2 separate regions of the Homo sapiens genome follow, and region 2 is linked to region 1. The links are chromatin loops, found by intact Hi-C in ENCODE. Cell type or tissue: PC-9. All regions are shown on one strand. Each heading gives the region's core, and the rest is flanking DNA. Links, peaks and the distances in the headings are about the cores only. Region 1 overlaps COL9A2 (collagen type IX alpha 2 chain). Region 2 overlaps CAP1 (cyclase associated actin cytoskeleton regulatory protein 1).

Evidence for each region. Peaks named below come from ENCODE experiments on the same cell type or tissue, not always from the same donor. Only the 100,000 strongest peaks of a DNase experiment are listed, where the experiment ranks them.
Region 2: it touches region 1 in a loop (16-fold over the local background); 5 of 110 quality-filtered maps call a loop at or near these places.

Annotation. Positions count from the first base shown.
Region 1 is chr1:40,303,682-40,310,557 of GRCh38, forward strand. COL9A2 (collagen type IX alpha 2 chain) reads right to left here. Exons shown (of 32, transcript NM_001852.4): 14 at 6,583-6,636; 15 at 6,430-6,483; 16 at 6,257-6,310; 17 at 4,511-4,564; 18 at 4,022-4,075; 19 at 3,765-3,818; 20 at 2,462-2,506; 21 at 2,034-2,087; 22 at 1,113-1,166; 23 at 795-848; 24 at 639-710; 25 at 383-418; 26 at 247-291; 27 at 126-158. Among named protein-coding and RNA genes, the nearest start is that of COL9A2, 10 kb to the right of the region's middle. In PC-9, for the core only: a CTCF peak has its summit at 2,052; DNase peaks (open chromatin) are centred at 1,330, 1,600, 1,920 and 2,830; H3K4me3 peaks cover 780 bases; H3K27ac peaks cover 2,497 bases.
Region 2 is chr1:40,066,182-40,073,933 of GRCh38, forward strand. CAP1 (cyclase associated actin cytoskeleton regulatory protein 1) reads left to right here. Exons shown (of 13, transcript NM_006367.4): 7 at 34-139; 8 at 1,359-1,536; 9 at 3,509-3,693; 10 at 3,978-4,101; 11 at 4,249-4,331; 12 at 4,655-4,798; 13 at 5,269-6,467. The coding sequence ends at 5,352. PPT1 (palmitoyl-protein thioesterase 1) reads right to left here. Exons shown (of 9, transcript NM_000310.4): 9 at 6,531-7,752. Among named protein-coding and RNA genes, the nearest start is that of PPT1, 27 kb to the right of the region's middle. RefSeq lists an enhancer at 3,658-4,857. In PC-9, for the core only: no CTCF peak of the experiment used is centred there; a DNase peak (open chromatin) is centred at 4,670; H3K27ac peaks cover 2,216 bases.

The sequences.
Region 1 (6,876 bases), core at 1-5,000:
GGGGGATGGGGGTGGGAGCAGAGCCGGGTGAGAAGGCGCCCGGGTGGGCGAGAGTGGGGGGTGGGGGTCGAGGAAGGGAGTGGCCGCCCAGGAAAGTCGGAGAACGCCGGGAGGGGAGGACTCACCTGTCCCTTGGGCCCCGGCTCGCCGGACTCGCCCTGCAGGCACAAGGAGCAGCGGTCACGAAGCCGCGGGGACCCCGGGGCCAGCCGCCGCTCCCCGCCCTTCCCTAGGCCGCGCGCTCACCTTCTCGCCTTTCTCTCCGGGGAGGCCGGCCACCCCTGGGTCACCCTGCAGAGAGAACCACGGGTCAGACGCGCGGTGGCGGCGGGGACGCAGAGCAGGGTTGGGGGTCGCTGGGAACAGGGGTGCTGGAACTCACCACTTTGCCGCGGGGCCCGGTCTTCCCTGGGGAGCCCTGGAGAAAGCGGGCAGTGAGGGGTTTGGCGAGCTCCCCCCTCCACGGGGTCCCCCACCTAACTTTCGGCCACACCCCTCTTTCCAACTCCGCCTCGCCGACCAGACCAGAACCCTGAGATCCGCAGGTTTGGAGGCTCCGGAAGGATCTGAGTCCTGCCGACCCCACTCCCCCTGTTATAGGGCCCCTTTCCCAGGTGTTTCCCAGCCCCATCTGGCACCTTGTCTCCTTTGACGCCTGGCAAGCCTTGGGGCCCTGGAATTCCGGGGGGGCCCTGCTCCCCCTTAGGGCCCTGAGGAGAAAAGAAACCAAAGGAATAAATGGAATGAGGGGCCTGGATATGACGCCCTGCCCACCTTAGCTGGCCTGCACTCACCTGCCTTCCCTGAGGGCCTGGTTGCCCCACTGGACCCCTCTCGCCTTGGTCACCCTGAAATGGAAAGAGAAGGTCACAACCTCAGCAGCTCTCAGCAGGGGTAGCCTCCCGCACCGAGGCCTGGCACCGCATGGTCAGGGTGCCCTCCATTCCTGCTGTCACTGGCAGGGGGTCCTTTCTCCACTTGGCAGACCAGCAAAGCAAACCTAGGCCCTGCCTGGGGAGGCATCTCACGGGCTGCACGGAGCAGATGCTGTATCCAGCAGTGCCAGCTGCCGCAGAGGCCCCCGGGGAGGGGCCATTGTGCCAGGCACTTACCTTCTGTCCCATGATGCCCTGGGGACCAATTTCTCCTCGAGGCCCTGGCTCTCCCTGGAGGAAGGAGAAATTGGGGCTAAGCGTTTGACCTGGTGGAACCCACCCTTCCACACCTGGCCAGCCCCTCCCTACCCTGGGTCTCAGCTAATTTGCTTCATCAGGGAAGGTTTCCCAGACCACCTGTTCCATGGTTTTGGGTCCCTGTAGTTTTCTTTCAAAGGACCCAACACAATTTGAATTACTTATCATGTGATCATTTCTTTCTTTCTTTTTTTTTTTTTTTTTTTTTTTTGAGAGGGAGTCTTGCTCTGTCACCCAGGCTGGAATGCAGTGGCGCGATCTCCGCTCACTGCAAGCTCCGCCTCCCGGGTTCATGCCATTCTCCTGCCTCAGCCTCCAGAGTAGCTGGGACTACAGGTGCCTGCCACCGCCCCAGGCTAATTTTTTGTATTTTTAGTAGAGACGGGGTTTCACCGCGGTCTGGATCTCCTGACCTCGTGATCCACCCGCCTCAGCCTCCCAAAATGCTGGGATTACAGGCGTGAGCCACCGCGCCCGGCGTGATCATTTATTTCATGTCTATTTCTTCCATTAAACTATACCCTCCATATGAAGAGGAGACTCATAGTTGCAAGTGTTTAGTGAATGTTTATGCAATGAATAAATGAACGAACAACTCTGCCTGTTGGATTCCCAGCCCATCAACTTGGCCATCTAGGAAAGTCACACTCCAGAACAGAGCCAGTCCCCACCCTCCCTGCAATGTACATAGGGAAACAGGCCCAGGGAGGAGAAAGAGCTTCCCTGAATCATTGGGTCAGGGCAGAGCCAGACTAACTCGGAGCTCTCCCTAGGTTAGGGCTCCACCCCATGGCCTCACCCTAAAGCAGGAACCCTTGTGTCAGTGCAGGGGGCATTTACCTCTTTCCCAGGGGGACCAGAGAATCCAGGAAGGCCCTGCGGGCCCGGCTCACCCTGCAGGAAAACAGTTCTCAGGTCAGTCTGGGTGGCCCAGTCAGGCCCTTGGCCTCAGGGAAACCCAACGAAGCCTAAACAGAGCCTGGAACCAGATGAGCTGGGACGGGGGAGAGGGTATTCTTGGTTCAATCCTCTTGGCTCCTGATTTTCCTGTTTGTTTCTCCTCTGGATTTTAAGCCATGCCATCCTATCTGCACTGAGGCAGGCTGAGGAGTGCATGATGGGTGGGAGGTGGCAGGAGGGAGGTGGTTAGGCCCAAGGGGCTTATGTTCTGGCTGAGCCTCTGAGACTTGGCTGAGGCCTGGGCCTTGCTGTCTTCCTGGCCCCAGACTTCCTTGCTCAATTCTGTCCCCAGCTTGGGATCGCCTCACCTGGTCTCCAGGGCCTCCTTTTGTCCCAGGCTGGCCTGGCACACCCTGCAGAAAGAAGTTGAAGTCAGTTTCTGCCCTGGCATGAGGGAGCCCCATGCACCTGCTGCTTTGCTTCCCATCCCCAATCCAGATTTCCCCCACCTGTGGGAGCTGAACAACAGAAGGTCCAGCCACGGCATGATGAACTTAACTGTACATTCCCACAGTGGTGGCAGAGGAGTGGGGCACAGAGAATGGCCTGTCTTCCAGGACCTGGGGTCTACGTGGAAGAGATGGATATGTGCTCTCAGGTGCCTGAGCCCATGTGAGTGCACGCAGGAACACAAGTCTGCATGTGTGCACAGAAACAGGTTTGGCCACTCAGTACCCCCACAGGGAGGGAGGGCAGGCTCCCATGGACTGGACTCCAGGAGGTATGGAATGGAGATGGCCCTGAACGATAAGAAGGCACAAAGAGACCAGAAAGGGCATTTCAAACAGAGGGACCAGCAAAGGCCTAAAGGTGTGGAGGCAGAAAAGCCAAGGCCTGTTGAGAAGGGAAAGGACAGAGAGGGGCCATTGCTGATATGGCAGGAGGGGCAGGTTGGGGTCAGATTATGGTGGTCATTGAATGGTAAGATGAGCCATGAAGACAAAGATTGCATCTGTCCTATTTATAATTGTTTACCTGCCACTTAGTATACCTCAGATACTCAATAACTATTTTTTTTTTTTTTTTTTGAGATGGAGTCTTGCTCTGTTACCCAGGCTGGAGTGCAGTGGTGTAATCTTGGCTCAGTGCAACCTCCGCCTCCTGGGCTCAAGCAATTCTCCTGCCTCAGCCTCCTGAGTAGCTGAGATTACAGGCATGAGCCGCCACGCCCAGCTAATTTTTGTATTTTTAGTAGAGACGGGGTGTCACCACATTGGCCAGGCTGGTTTTGAACTCCTGACCTCAAGTGATCCACTCAGCTGAGCCTCCTGAAGTGCTGGGATTATAGGCATGAGCCACTGCACCCGACCTCAATAACTACTTATTGAAGGACTGGACTGAATGACTTTTTCCTGGAGGCGGTGGGGAGCCATGGAAGGTGCTATAGTGCAGAAATGGTCAGATCCCATTTAGCCAACATGGAGGACTGGAATGGCCAAAGAGAAGGCTAGAGTAATTGTCCAAGTAATGAAGCCTTCGCCAGGCCAGGGGCCACAGAGTTGGTAACAAGGCAAGAGGTGGTGATTGAGCAAGAGCCCCGGGTGTGTGTGGATTCTAACCTCATCAGCCACTAGCCCCTGGCCAGCCCCTGTGGCTCCACCTGACACTTACCGCTAGGCCCTGGTGGCCTGGACTTCCGGGCTGTCCCGCCTGTCCTGCACTGCCCTGGGATAGACAGATAACCAAAGATACAAATTAAAGCTCCAGCCAGAGGGCCATGGCTTCTACCCAGATGCAGGTAGGGAAACTGAGATCCAGAGGCAAGAAAGGGCATGTCCATGACCTGAGGACCCCAGGCTCTTGGTGTCTAGAATCCAGGACTCAAGGTCCTGCCCCTGCCCCAGTCCCATCAGCAGCCCCACTCCTACCTTCATGCCAGGCGTGCCTGGGGTCCCATCCTTGCCGTTGATGCCTGGGGGGCCCTACCCAGGAGGAAAGTTCAAGGGAGAGTGATAATGCGGAGATGTCTGGGGTCTGGCCACCCACCCCTGTTCCTCTGAGACAGCTGCAGTGTGCAGGGAGGGAGTGGCTCTGGTCATCCCAGGAAGCCCCACTGGCCAACTGGGGGAGGGGAGTTGAAGTGGGAAGGGGATGAGGGTCACGGAACACAGTCCTTCCCTAGTGTGGAGGGTGGTGTCCCCGACTGCTGCAAGCTCCCCATGACCTCCCGTATGTCATCACCCCTGTTTACAGGTGAAGAAACTGAGGCACAGAAAGGGAGGCATTTCCTGAGGTTATGGAGCCAGCCCACCAGTTGCAGAGTTCAGACTAGCATCCCAGGCTTCTCTTCTGGGGGTTTGGACAAAGCAGCTGGGCCCTGGCCTCTGTCCTGGTGGGCCTAGGCCTCTGGCACCTACCGTTGCTCCTTTCGGGCCTGTGATCCCCTGGGGTCCACGAATACCTGGGCTGCCCTGCAAAGCGGAGAGAGATCAGGTCACCCTCAGGATGTTGGGCCCCTGTCTGGCTGTGCAGAGAGGGGAACCACTGAGAACAGTGGCCTCTAGGTCCCAGAGTTCCTCTGGCACAGGCCACACCATGCAGGGGCCGGAGGAGAGAGCCTTGGGAGTACCCTTCCTGCCCTGGCACCAGCAGGAGGGAGGAGAAGTCAGTGCCAGGAGGCCAGGCTGGGCTGAGCCAGAGCAGGGGTGGGAGCCAGAATCCACTGAGACCTTGGCCAAGGCCCCACAATCCACTCAGCCAAAGGAACACAACAACCGAATGCAGTGTGTGGATGCTGTGTGAGTCTTGATTTGAACAAGAACCAGGAAAAGACATTTTTGAGATAATTGGGAAAAACTGAACAGAGACTGGCCATTAGATGATGTTAGGGAGTACTTGTTTATTTTGTCAGTTGTGATAATGTGATTATGTGAGAATGAGTGCTTATTGTTTAGAGATATGTACAAAAGTATCTAGGGCTGAGATGATAGGATGTTAAGGATTTACTTGAAAACATCAGAGCAAAGCAATAACAAAATCAAAGGAAGGAGGGGTCTGGGGGATAGAGGACACAAGACTGACAAAATGTTAATAACTGAATTGGAACCTGTGATAGGTACATGGGGATTCTTTATATCACTCTCACTGGTTTTCTGTATAGTTAAAAAATTGCATTAAAAAACTAGATATTGCTGGGCGTGTTGGCTCACACCTGTAATCCCAGCACTTTGGGAGGCCGAGGCAGGTGGATCACCTGAGGTCAGGAGTTCGAGACCAGCCTAACATGGTGAAACCCTGTCTCTACTAAAAATACAAAATTAGCTGAGCATGGTGGCGCATGCCTGTAATCCCAGCCACTTGGGTGGCTGAGGCAAGAGAATCTCTTGAACCAGGGAGGCGGAGGTTGCAGTGAGCCGAGATCGCACCATGCACTCCAGCCTGGGCAACAAGAATAAAACTCCATCTCAAAAACAAAACAAAACAAAACAACTAGATGATCTCTGCTGTCTAATAGAAAAATAAAAGTATAAGAATTTTTTAATTTTTAAAAAGAAAAGAAAATAATTTAAAAAACTAAATAATAATAACAGTTAACTGTGTTTTCTGCTCCATTTTTCTGTAAACTTAAAACCGCTTCCCCCAACAGGTCTATTAATTGGGAAAAAAAAAAAAAAAGAGTTAAGAGAACTGGGATCGAGACCAAATCCCATTAGCCCCATGGCTGATTTGCTGGAATCTCATTGTCTGGCCCCAGTGACCATGGGACTGGATCCCAGGGCTTCGCCTAAAGTCTGAATTTGGGCTGACTGGGCTCTTGGCACAGATGGTCCTCCCCAGCAGGTCACCCACTTGGGCAGACACACACACACTCACTCACACACACATACATACACTCACAGTCACACACACACACTCAGAGATATCCTCACACACTCACATACACATACTACACACACTCACAGACAGCCTCACACATACACACTGTACACATACACTCATATACACACAGTCTACACACACACACACTACACACTCACACACACTACACATTCACACTCACGCACACACTCATGCACTCTCACACACACAGCCTTAGGGGGTGCCTTGTCCTGCCCAGTACTCCCCAGGGGTCCTGACTGAACAATGGGTGCCTGAGGACTCACCTCGTCACCCTTCTCCCCAGCTCGGCCTGGCGGTCCCCTAGGACCTTCCTCACCCTGGCAAGAAAGACAAGCAGGAATCCAGGTCACACAGGCTCAGGGGGAGCCATGCCCACTCTGTGGCTGTAGCTGTAGGAGCTCCAGCCTCAGGGGTAGGGGAGCAAAAAGAGGCTTACCGGTGGCCCAGTGGCACCGATAGCGCCCACCATGCCTTTATATCCATGAGGGCCCTGGGGAGAGGAAAGGGTTGCAGGTCAGTCCTGGCTGAACTCCAGGGGCCAGAAGGCAGCTCCTGGAAGCTCTTGTAGAACACCCCAAGATTCACTTACCGTCTCTCCCTTGGGCCCTGCCATGCCTGGGTAGCCCCTGATGCCCTGGGGACCCTGTTGAGAAAGAAAAATGACAGCAATGGCAATTGCAAGGCCCACTTCATGATACCTTGTCTGATGCCCACCTTCAATCTTACAGTGCCCTTTTGAGGTAGGCAGCAGAGTCTCTGTCTCATGGATGGGACATGGAGGTTCAGAGATGAGGAGGGACTCACTGCATTACTCAAAGGGACAGTGGCAGACCTGGACCTCAGCCTGGGCTTCTTGCTGACAGCTTTGGTTCCTGTCCCTCAT
Region 2 (7,752 bases), core at 2,732-7,731, 230 kb before region 1:
CACCTGTGACAAGTTCTTCTTTAATCCTCCCAGGGATAAGAAGCATGTAGACTGGGTCAAAGCTTATTTAAGTATATGGACAGAGCTGCAGGCTTACATTAAGGAGTTCCATACCACCGGACTGGCCTGGAGCAAAACGGTTAGTGAATCCTTCCTCCCTCCCTCCCTCCCTCCCACTTTCTCTCTCCAGCATGGGGTCCACAGGTTTCTTAGACTTCAGCACTACCAAAGTCTGTGAGGGAATGCTAGTTTTTTCAGTGGAAGGGAGGAAGAAAAGGAGGAGAAAGAAAGGGTAAAAAGAGTAGAGGAAGCAAGGATCAGAGGAGAAGGAATATTCAGTGGTATTCAATTTCAATAAATATGTTAGGGACAGTGATTGGTGCTGGAGCAGGAGACACACACAAATGAGTTACACTATCCCAGCCTTTAAGGAGCTTAAAAATAAGAATGCAAAACCCCAATACAAATCACCAAGCCAAATGCTATAATAAAGATACAGACTAGAGTATGAGGAAGAGAAGAGTGCTTCTCACTAGAAGAGATTGTACTTTGAAGGTATATACTCTTCTGTGAGACTTGAAAGTAGTATAGGGCAGTGAGAAGTGGGATACTACAAAAGGCACAGCTTAAACAAAATACATGCAGAGTAAATGTAGAGATTGGTCATCTCTGGCTTCAATAAGGGGAAATGATCAGAATTTTAGGAGAAAAGGCTGGAAAGGAAGGTAGGCTGAGACTTTGGGATGAGGTATTTGAGCAAGGGAGTGATAATGATTCAATTTGTCTTTAAAAGAGTCTCAGTGTATAGGTTAGGGATAAGGACTCATGCTCAGATTATGAAAGTGGTCATGGTGTTTGGGGGATAGTAGAAAAACATTTGCAGGAGATAGCACCAAGATAATAGAGATTTGATAAGGTCGAAGAAGTTGGAATCCTCAAAGAAGATTGAATAGTCAGTCTTGGATAGTAACATCTTTCACTGAAATAGGGACAAGGGGATGATTGTACAGGGAGAGGAGCGGCAGGAAATGATGAAATCAGTTTTGAATCTGTTGAATCAGAGGTACTGGTAACACACTAAGGAAGATGTCAAGTAGATTTGTGGAAATAGTTTTTAGAGCTGGAATCAGGTGAGTTCAAAGGCAAAATGTGATGGTCAAGAAATAGAACTGAGAGCTGGATCCTTGGGAAAGGGTGAGAAGGCATAAAGCCAAGTTGGGTATGGGTAGGACACATTAATCATTGCCTCAAAGGCTGTGGTGGGGACCCCATGTGCACTGGCCCATGTAGGGCACTACTGGGAATGGTACAGAGGGGAGCAGAGAGGATGATGATGTTACCTGCACTTATTGTTCCAGGGGCCTGTGGCAAAAGAACTGAGCGGACTGCCATCTGGACCCTCTGCCGGATCATGTCCTCCTCCCCCTCCACCATGCCCCCCTCCTCCCCCAGTCTCTACCATTTCATGCTCATATGAGTCTGCTTCCCGCTCATCACTGTTCGCGCAGATTAATCAGGGGGAGAGCATTACACATGGTGAGTGAGCACTTGGACACGAACAGTAGGTACAACAAGTTGTGTGGGCCAGACCCCACCAACCAGAACCGTCTGTAAACTACAACCCTGGCTTGTGTGGTGGAGACTCGTTTGGTGTGTCCTGTTCCTTTAAGGGACGGCAAAGCTGGCTTAAATGGAAATTGAAAATGATGATCACAGTTGGAGGAAGCCATCTGCCCCATGGGAAAGTGACTTAATATTAGGTAGCATATATAGAGGACCCTCTTGTGCCAAGGCACAGAGCTGGCGGTTTTCCCCAGAGCTTTTTCCGTGGCACCACATGGCCTCTGGGAAGGCATTGTGTTAGGGAGTTAACTTCCTCAGAAGATGCATACTGGTTACATGGAAAATTTGCATGAGAGTGACCTAATGTTGGTATAAAGTAGATACCCTTAACACAGCTGGTGGAAGTCTGAGTTGTCCAGCCACTTCTAGGAATCTATGATCATAGTAGCTAAAAATGGTGTAACAACCTAAATCCAACTGTAAGAGAAATGGCTAACTACCACATGTCCTCTTGATGAAATGTTTTTTATTTTTTTATTTTTTTTGAGACGGAGTTTTGCTCGTTTCCCAGCCTGGAGTGCAATGGCGCGATCTCGGCTCACCGCAACCTCCACCTCCCAGGTTCAAGCAATTCTCCTGCCTCAGCCTCCCGAGTACCTGGGATTACAGCCATGCGTCACCATGCCTGGCTAATTTTTTTTTTTTGTATTTTTAGTAGAGATGGGGTTTCTCCATGTTGGTCAGCCTGGTCTCAAACTCCTGACCTCAGGTGATCTGCCCACCTCGGCCTCCCAAAGTGCTGGGATTACAGGTGTGAGCCACCACGCCCGGCCTCTTGATGAAATGTTGTGCCACCATTACATGTTTTTCTACAGTGAACCATGTAATGTTTAAGAAAAAAAAAATCTAGTATGTAAATTACAACCACAAGGAATGGTGGAGATAAAAAGGCCATTCAGTATTTGTTATACAGTTAACATAGATCTGGCCATGTTCAAAGCGAGGCGTGTGTCAGCCTGCTGTGGGAGATGATGAATTATTTTTCCCTTAAAACATAAAAGAAATATATTTTTACTTTTATTTTTTATTTTATTTTATTTTTTTTGAGATGGGAGTCTCACTTTGTTGCTCAGGCTGGAGTGCAGTGGCGTGATCTTGGCTCACTGCAATCTCTGCCTCCCAGGTTCAAGCAGTTCTCCTGCCTCAGCCTCCTAAATAGCTGGGACTACAGCACCTGCCACCACACCCGGCTAATTTTTTTGTACTTTTAGTAGAGACTAAAAATACACCATGGTAGCCAGGCTGGTTTTGAACTCCTAACTTCAGGTGATCCGCCTGCCTTGGCCTCCCAGAGTGTGGGATTACAGGCATGAGCCACAGCGCCTGGCCTAGAAAGATATTAAACTACAGGTTAACATGAGAAAGTTTTTAAGTGTCAATAGTTGAACTAAATTTGTTAACAATCTGTATGATTATAACCAACAAAACCAAATATATGTAGAAAACAATATTGTAGAGTTGCAAATGCCAACACTGACTGAGGAGGTGGGGGAAGTAGGGTTAGCTGTGGGGAGTGAGGGTATTTTTTTCTTTTCCTTTTACCAAATTTTCTTTACTACCACTCATTTTTCTTTATTGCTTTAAAAATTATATATTTGTGCACATACATTTGATATGTCTTTCTAGACATAGAGGATAAGGATTTACATATCCTTATCCTCACCCACAATATACACACATTCCATGTTGTTGTTAATGGAACCATATAATTTAATCTTGGGGAGAAGAGAAATGATAAAAGTACTTTTCCAAAACTGCTTGCAAGAGAACATCTCAAAGGCTCTGGTTTTGGCTTTGAATTTTCTGTTAAGGATGTTTAACATGACGATAGCAGCTCAAAGGTCTGGTATGAAGGACAGGAACAAGGTAGCTGTTGTTCTTACAGCCCTGAAACATGTATCTGATGACATGAAGACTCACAAGAACCCTGCCCTGAAGGCTCAGAGTGGTCCAGTACGCAGTGGCCCCAAACCATTCTCTGCACCTAAACCCCAAACCAGCCCATCCCCCAAACGAGCCACAAAGAAGGAGCCAGCTGTACTTGAACTGGAGGGCAAGAAGTGGAGAGTGGTGAGTTAAAAATACCTAGACAGGGGCAGGTATTTTTATTATTTTATTTTTTTGAGATGGAGTTTCACTTTGTCGCCCAGGCTGGAGTGCAGTGGCGCGATTTCGGCTTACCGCAACCTCCGCCTCCCGGGGAAAAGGAGTAGGAACAGGAGGTTAAATGGAGCTTAGCTAGATGAGGGCAGAGTTCTGGCTTCAATTGCAAGAACAAAAAGTTTGGGATAGCCTGGTTATTTTTTGTTCGGTGTGTGCTTTGTGATGAGAATCCTGGGATCTCTCTCTAACAGGAAAATCAGGAAAATGTTTCCAACCTGGTGATTGAGGACACAGAGCTGAAACAGGTGGCTTACATATACAAGTGTGTCAACACGACATTGCAAATCAAGGGCAAAATTAACTCCATTACAGTAGGTGAGTCTTTGTCGCTGTCCCACGCAAGCCCCGTCCCAGAGCCCGAGAAGGCTAATACCATTTTACCTACCCTATCCTTAAAGATTCCTAAATGTATATTACTTTCCTTTAAAGTTACACGTTGACACACTCCCTTTCTTCTCCTAGATAACTGTAAGAAACTTGGCCTGGTATTCGATGACGTGGTGGGCATTGTGGAGATAATCAACAGTAAGGATGTCAAAGTTCAGGTAACTCGATATTTTGGCTCCTTCTTTTTGTCCCTGAGGAATTAATTCAAAGAGACATGGTAGACCCACAGATGTTGCTTTGGTGGGAATCTGATTCTACAAAGTCTGTAAGCTGAGCTGCTTTGGACGTGGCAGAAGAAGGGTTGGCTCTTCAAGCAAGTTCTTTTCAGGACCCATCCCAACCCACCCGAGTATCCAGTGTCTTGCGCATCTGTGAGCTTTTCATGTAGTTGCTGAGTCACGTGAAACAGGAAACCTTTTCCTGCGACTTACTGTTGTCCTTCCCAACCACTGGGACTCAGTTCTCTTTGTTTACTCTGCAGGTAATGGGTAAAGTGCCAACCATATCCATCAACAAAACAGATGGCTGCCATGCTTACCTGAGCAAGAATTCCCTGGATTGTGAAATAGTCAGTGCCAAATCTTCCGAGATGAATGTCCTCATTCCTACAGAAGGCGGTGACTTTGTAAGTTTCTTGATCTCTTTAGTATGATGTTAAAAACAGAAGGGACTGAAGATTTCTGGCATTGAAGAAAGCTATTTTATGAACATTCTGCACTGAGCAGGTAAAAACCCAATAATGCACACCAAAAGTACACAGAAATGAGGTAGTCCCATGTAGTGGAGCCCCAAAGGTAGGTGCTTTCTGCCTAAGTGGAGCTCAAGGTAGCAAAAAATAATGGGGATGAGCCATGGCACCTTGTCAGGCTGGTGCTATAAAGCCATATGTACTGTTATTTACACCCCATAGACTTAATAGTCTGTCCAAGATCGCTGAACACTAGAACATAGCATGGCTCTGTGGGTTTGTCTCTTGCTACATTGTACCGTGCTCCTGGGGTTAAGTGGAAGCAAGCATTGGGAGAAATGTGTGAGATTTAGCCCCAGCTGTTCTTTAGCTCAGATTTAAACCTGCTGTCTCTTCTTTATTTGCAGAATGAATTCCCAGTTCCTGAGCAGTTCAAGACCCTATGGAACGGGCAGAAGTTGGTCACCACAGTGACAGAAATTGCTGGATAAGCGAAGTGCCACTGGGTTCTTTGCCCTCCCTTCACACCATGGGATAAATCTGTATCAAGACGGTTCTTTTCTAGATTTCCTCTACCTTTTTGCTCTTAAAACTGCTTCTCTGCTCTGAGAAGCACAGCTACCTGCCTTCACTGAAATATACCTCAGGCTGAAATTTGGGGTGGGATAGCAGGTCAGTTGATCTTCTGCAGGAAGGTGCAGCTTTTCCATATCAGCTCAACCACGCCGCCAGTCCATTCTTAAGGAACTGCCGACTAGGACTGATGATGCATTTTAGCTTTGAGCTTTTGGGGGTTATTCTACCAACAAACAGTCCATTGGAAAGAAAACAGTCCCTGGAATTAACAGATCAGAATGTTCACACTGGTTAATCTTTTTTTAACAATGAGCATGAAGGTAGCAGAAGCTGGTGTGTTTCCAGATGGTTCTTCTAACCAAACTAATTTTTCACTGTTGACAAGCGAGGCAAGGGTTGCACTGGACCAAAGGCTGAGGCTTGGCCATCTAGCATTCCATACAAAATTGTTTCCTATAAGCATTCCTTTTATTCTCTATTCTATCCTGGGTCTGCCTCAACCGTGAGATAGGAGAGTCTCTGGTACTAGCTGCTGTAGCAGTGCCCTTCATCCAGGGCAGTTAATGGAGTCTTGGACCCTTTCTTTCTCTGGGATCCCTGCCCAGCACCTTCCTATAGAGATGACTTTAAAAGGAAAAAAAAAAAAAAAAAAACCCACATGATTTCAAGGAGTCTGGCATTCCTGAATCCTTCTTCCCTGCCAGGTGCCTGTCACCTGTCTTCACTGCCTCCTTTTCCCTGTCATGCTCATCAGCTTATGGCTTCTGTCTAAGCACCTGAACAGAGGACTGAAACCTCCACTGCAGGCTGGTTTTAGGTCTTGAATTATGTAAGAATCTTGCACAGCACTGCTAATGTAAATTTCAGTTGTTTTTCCCTCTAGGACAAACACTTACCAAAATATGCAACTTTTTTTTGGTGGGAAGAGAGATTGTCCTGTGATTTCTACCCATTTCCTGAGGCCTGTGGAAATAAACCTTTATGTACTTAAAGTTATACAGAAAATAGAATAAAGTTAATACCAAACTTGCTTAGTTGTTTACCTGTGATATTGGCTGTACAGAAATGCAAAAAATACTGAAAACACCAAGGATAAGAAACTACTCTTTATTTTAGACAACCTCATAAAATTATTTTCACATCCCCCCCAACTTCTTGCTCTTAATCCTCATCTTTTAGTTGAAGAATAAGGCTTAAGAGAGAGAAAGGAAAAACCATAATGGCTAAACTTAGCAGCACCAACACGGTTCTTTCATCAAGGCGTAGCTCATCATTTCTCCAAACTGACATGCTACAGAAATGTCTTCCAAAAAGCGTTAAGTTTTCACAGAGTGGGGACTATGATTTCCATGCTCAAATAGTGTAGGAAATGGTAGATTACGTTAGTTTTGTTTACTGTAACAGGAATTCTCAGGAGTCCTTAGACACTCTAATGTGGGTTGATCTCCAGAAGGAGAAAGGGAGTGTGTAGTATTTTCCAAGCTTTTTGAGCAAACAATCCTTTTCTCATGGAACACATCAGAAACAGTTTGGAGTATGCTGGTAAATGTGTTTTGGGGATGGAAGTCAGAAAGCCTGATCTTTTTCATATGGTTCCTCCTATTCTCTGCTAAAGCCAGCAACAGAGTAAGTTGACTCTAGCATCAAGACCACTAGTCATATTAAGAAAGGGCAGGTTGGTCGAGAATGGAATAGGAAGAACTAGCTGCCTCACTTTTCACTTTCGCGCCTACATTTTCTTCGCTCCCTAAGTTATACAAGATGTACATTTCCTCTCTTAAGCAACTTAATTTGGGTGCTACTTCCCTCCTTTTGTGACAGCAACTAATTCATCACTACCTGAGGAGACAAAGTGGGTGCTGCAGAAGCAAGACTGTAGGCCAGTGGGATTTGTCTAATAATTGATGATAAGATGATAGCACAGAGGGCAACGTACTGAGAGAGGAAGGCAGCCTTAAGAAATGATGCAGAAATAGCCAAGCAAGATTTTTCCAAGCACTGGTTAAATCACCAGCAAAACAAAGCATTTATGTGAGTACCTCAGGCCTGGGCACCTCTTTGCTTGAAATATGGCAAGACTTGGAAAAATGTTTGCCCTTAGAATCTATCTCACTACTTTAGTTAGTTGTCTCCTTTGGGCCTGGGCACAGTTCTGGCACTGATCTGGAACAGACTCCCTTTTCTAAAACTGAACTTGACCACATCAAAAGTTTGTAAAACAATCTCCATGGTAATTAAACTTGCATTCAACACCATATGGTAACAGAAGATGGCAAAGGATAAGATTCAGATCTTAGATCTTTCCAAGTAGGGCA